2 separate regions of the Homo sapiens genome follow, and region 1 is linked to region 2. Evidence: read pairs that join two places in POLR2A ChIA-PET (ENCODE). Cell type or tissue: GM12878. All regions are shown on one strand.

Region 1 (2,500 bases), 110 kb after region 2:
ATATGCAATTCTTAAAAAGGTACCATTTCTGATTTATTATCTGTAACCTTTGGAAACTAATCACATGAAACTACAAAATTAGCAAATGTCTTGAAATCTGTATATAAAACATAAATTACCTCTAATTTTGAACCCTAACTTATTAGTGTACAGCTCAATATTTAAACAAAAAATGAAAGAGAAAAAAAAAGTGGCTCCAAAAATAGTCTTATACCATTCTTTAAAAAAGGAAACTGTTCCTTTTAAGTTTACACCCACCCCACACCCCAATTTCAAAACATCGTTTAATTGTCTTGGTCATTGACATTTCCAACATAAGATTTTATATTTCGCTCCCATAGCTTCTGGTTATCAAAAAACCCATGCTTTCTTTTATTGAAGGAGTTTGGTCCAGCTGATGTTGGTGTATCCCTTCCAATATTCTTCATCTTCATCTTTGCTTCTGGAGATTTCCTCTGGTTCACTATCTTCATCTTCATTAAAAGCTGCTGCTCCTGAAAAAGTGCTTGGAGCAAGAGTTGGAACAGTTTCTTTTGGCTTATTTGATCCAAGTTTGATGGATATTGTTGATGCTTTCTTTGTCATCCAACTAAGGCAAATCCAAACTTGGAGATCACTGTAGGCTTTGTTGGGAGGTCTGCAGCTTCTTCTTCATCTGACCGTTTCTCAATGCTGCGACTGGAACTTTCCCCTCCATTACTGGAAGAAACAGTTTTAGTTTTCACAAGTTTTTCTGCCTCTTCTTCAGGTCCTCTGGCAGCTCCAGCTCGCTGAGACTTTTCAGCCTTCTTCTCTCCCATCCAACATTTTCCCCCGCCACCCACTTATCAAATTTTGATTTCACCTAATCAAATGCTAAAACAATCTACTCAGAACTAACTTCCATCAAGCGGATCTCAAAGTAAAAAGACCTTCAGGTCTACTTAATTTTTTAATTTTGTTTTTTAGATGGGAGTCTTGTTCTGTTGCCCAGGCTAGAGTGCAGTGGCGCAATCTCAGCTCACTGCAACCTCGGCCTCCGGGGTTTAAGCAATTCTGCCTCAGCCTCCGGAGTAGCTGAGACTACAGGCATCTGCCACGACACCAGGCTAATTTTTGTATATTTAGTAGAGATGAGTTTCCTCATGTTGGCCAGGCTGGTCTCAAACTCCTGACCTCAAGTTATCCGCCCACCTTGGCCTTCTAAAGTGCTGGGATTACAAGCATGAGACATCGCATCTGGCCCAGGTCTAATTTAAAATAAAAGAAATCTGGCCGGGCGCGGTGGCTCATGCCTGTAATCCTAACACTTTGGGAGGCCAAAGTGGGCCGATCACCTGAGATCAGAAGTTTGAGACCAGCCTGGCCAACATGGCAAAACCCCATCTCTACTAAAAATACAAAAAGTAGCCGGGAGTGATGGCGCATGCCTATAGTCCTAGCCACTTGGGATTCTGAGGCACGAGAATTGCCTGAACCTGGGAGGTGGAGGTTATAGTGAGCCAAGATCACGCCACTATACTCCAGCCTGGGTGACAGAGTGAGACTCATGTCTCCAAAAAAAAAAGAAAGGAAAAAGAAATCTTAATCTTAAAATATATCTTAAAATAAAGAGCTGTATTGCTACTTTACAAAATGATTCCAGTGACCACATAATATAGGAAAGGTTCCCATGGGAGTGAAAGATCAGAGCCATCACAAATTGCTATCAAAACAGAATCAACGCCATGCACAGTGGCTCATGCTTATAATCCCAGCACTTTGGGAGGCCAAGGTGGGCAGATCACTTGAGGCCAGGAGTTCGAGACTAGCCTGGCCAGTGTGGTGAAACCCCATCTCCACTAAAAATAAAAAAATTAGCCTGGCATAGTGGCGTATGCCTGTAATCCCAGCTACTCAGGAGGGTGAGGCACAAGAATCGCTTGAACCTGGGAGGTGGAGGTTGCAGTGAGCCAAGAGAGTGCCACTGCACTCCAGCCTGGGCAACAGAGTGACACTCTGTCTCCAAAACAAAACAAAACGGAATCAAGAGGCCAGGCACAGTCGCTCACACTTGTAATCCCAGCACTTTGGAAGGCCATGGTGGGAAAAATGCTTGAGCTGAGGAGTTCAAGAACAGTCTGGGTAACAGAGAGACTTTTTTTTTTTTTTTTTTTTTTTGAGACAGGGTCTCACTGTTGCCCAGGCTAGAGTGCAATGGCAAGATCACGGCTCACTATAGCCTGGACCTCCCCCGACTCAGGTGATCTTCCTGCTTCAGGGTCCTGAGTAGCTGGGACCAAAGGTGCTCAGCATCACACCTGGCTAATTTTTGTATTTTTTGTAGAGACAGGGTTTCGTCATGTTGCCCAGCCTGGTCTCGAATTCCTACACTCAAGCAATCCATCACCTCGGCCTCCCAACTCCTGTGCTCAAGCGATCCGTCACCTCAGCCTCCCAAAGAGCTGGGATTATAGGCATGAACCACCGCGCCCAGCCAGGGTGATCTTGTCTCTAAAACAAATTTAAAAAATTAGCCAGG
Region 2 (2,500 bases):
TTTTTGAGACAGAGTCTACCTCTGTCGCTCAGGCTGGAGTGCAGTGGCATGATCTTGACTCACTGCAACCTCCACCTCCTGGGTTCAAGCAATTCTCCTGCCTCAGCCTCCCGAGTAGCTGGGACTACAGGCGTGTGCCACCATGCCCAGTTAATTTTTTGTATTTTTAGTAGAGACAGGGTTTCACCATGTTAGCCAGGATGGTCTCGATCTCCTGACCTCTTGATCCACCCACCTCGGCCTTCCAAAGTGCTGGGATTACAGGTGTGAGCCACTGCGCCCGGCCTCGAGACTCCACCTTAAAAAAAAAAAAAGAAAATATGCACTTGCCAGGTACAATGGCTCATGCCTGTAATGCCAACTAATCCAGAGGCTGAGGCAGAAGGACCACTTAAGACCCGGAGTTCAAGACCATCCTGAGCAACTTCGCAAGACCCCATCTCTAAAATAGTTTTAAAAAACAGTCAGGTGTTATGCAGGTGCCTGTAGTCCCAGCTACAGATGGGAGGTTCACTTGAGCCCAGGAGTTTGAGGCTGCAGTGAACTATCATCATGCCACTGCACTCCAGCCTTGGTGACAAAGCAGGACTCTATCTCTTAAAAGAGAAAAAGAAGGCCTGGTGTGGCAGCTCACGCCTGTAATCCTAGCACTCTGGGAGGCTGAGGTGGGTGGATCACCTGAGGTCGGGAGTTGGAGACCAGCCTGACCAACATGGAAAAATCCTGTCTCTACTGAACATACAAAATTAGCCAGGAGTGGTGGCGCATGTCTGTAATCCCAGCTACTCGGGAGGCTGACGCAGGAGAACTGCTTGAACCCGGGAGGCAGAGGTTGCAGTGAGCCAAGATCAGGCCACCGCACTCCAGCCTGGGCAATAAGAGCGAAACTCCATCTCAAAAAAAAAAAAAAAAAAAAAAAAATGTAGACAGAATGATGGAAGAAAAGGGCATCACTACTTGGTAACACCATAGTAAATAACTGTTTCAGGCAAAAGTGTCCACAGAAGCTAAATATAGTAAGGGAAAGTAGAAACAGAGTATTTATATAACCACAAAGTAACTCCCCACAAGATACTGATGAAATGACCAAGTGAAAAATAACTTTATAGTGAAGAAACTTAGTAGACACAACTCTAACCAAGTGATCAAAGTTAACAACCCCAGTAATGGGATAAATATATACAATGCACTTTCTGATATCATGCAATGAGAAAAACACACAAATCATTTCTGTTGTATTCCTGCCAAAAATAAATATCTGAATCTAATCATAAGGAAACCTCAGATAAACCCTAGTTGAGGGACAGTCTACAAAATAACCTGTAATCTTCAAAAGTGTCAAGTCATAAAAGACAAAGAAACTGCTTTGGATTAAAGGAGACCAAAGATACATGATAACCGAAGGTAACAATCCTGGATTGGTTCTTGGACAGAGGGAGTAAATACGTATATTCCACATATATATGTAGAATATATGTGTGTATATATATGTGTATATATATATGTAGAATATACATATTTACTGGTTCTTGACCAGAAAAATGTTGATTTGTTGATTGTTTTAAAGGACATTAGAAGGTCTATAAACAGAATAACAGTTTGACACAATTATTAATTTCCTTATTTTGACAACTGTACTGTGGTTTTGAAATAGAATGCCCTTGTTATTAGTACATACAAGTTGAAGTATTTAGGGCTAAAGAGGCATCATGTCTCTCATATGTTTAATAAGAATTTTTATTTTATATTAAATCTTACATATACAATTACCAATACAGAGAAAATGTTAAGGTGAATATGGTAAAATGTTACTTGAAGAATACAGGTGAGATATATAGGAGAATTCTTTATAATATCTTTGCAATTTTTCTAAAAGTCTAAAATTATGTTTAAGTAAAATGTTTTTAATTGGAGACTATAAGTGATGTGATTTGTTAACTCTATTTAATGCATTGTCCAAGGCATTTTTTAAATAATAATACTTAATCCTACTCAGCCTTGAAACTCAAATGCCATCTTTTCAGGAAGTCTTCCTTCGATTATCTCAATCAAATATACGATGCTGTTTTCAACTCTCCAGTTTAGATCTGTATTATAATTACTAGTGTATCTGTCATATACCCACTACTCAGGACCATCACCTGACCATATTATGCTTCTGTGAAAATCAGAAAATGATGCCTCTTCCAGGGGGTCATAGCCCCACATTAGACAAAACAGTGTGGTCGGCAAGCAGTGTCTTTGTGAAAATTAAAAGAAGGTACCAGAAGCACATAGATATAGCCCCCAAAGGCACATTGTGTGGCCAAAGAAACACCTTGATTTCAACATCCATTCACACTTGGTCAGGAACTCTTGGACAAATGAAAACCTAACAACCAAGCTTGGCAAAAGTATCTTTCTACCACTACCAAAATTAGCAGAGGAATCATGCCTCATATGATACACACTGAGTAAATACCTAATGAATTAACAGCCCAATCAGAACAAGGGAAAGAAA

What was found. ChIA-PET counts read pairs that join two places held together with the same protein. Peaks named below come from ENCODE experiments on the same cell type or tissue, not always from the same donor. Only the 100,000 strongest peaks of a DNase experiment are listed, where the experiment ranks them.
Region 1: POLR2A ChIA-PET joins it to region 2 with 5 read pairs; 7 of 35 experiments call an interaction of 5 or more read pairs at or near these places.

The regions. Positions count from the first base shown.
Region 1 is chr12:111,669,566-111,672,065 of GRCh38, forward strand. The region is part of intron 5 of BRAP (BRCA1 associated protein); the gene reads right to left. It also overlaps the pseudogene PCNPP1. Among named protein-coding and RNA genes, the nearest start is that of BRAP, 15 kb to the right of the region's middle. In GM12878, no CTCF peak of the experiment used is centred here; no DNase peak of the experiment used is centred here.
Region 2 is chr12:111,561,825-111,564,324 of GRCh38, forward strand. The region is part of intron 1 of ATXN2 (ataxin 2); the gene reads right to left. Among named protein-coding and RNA genes, the nearest start is that of ATXN2, 36 kb to the right of the region's middle. In GM12878, no CTCF peak of the experiment used is centred here; no DNase peak of the experiment used is centred here; H3K27ac peaks cover 565 bases.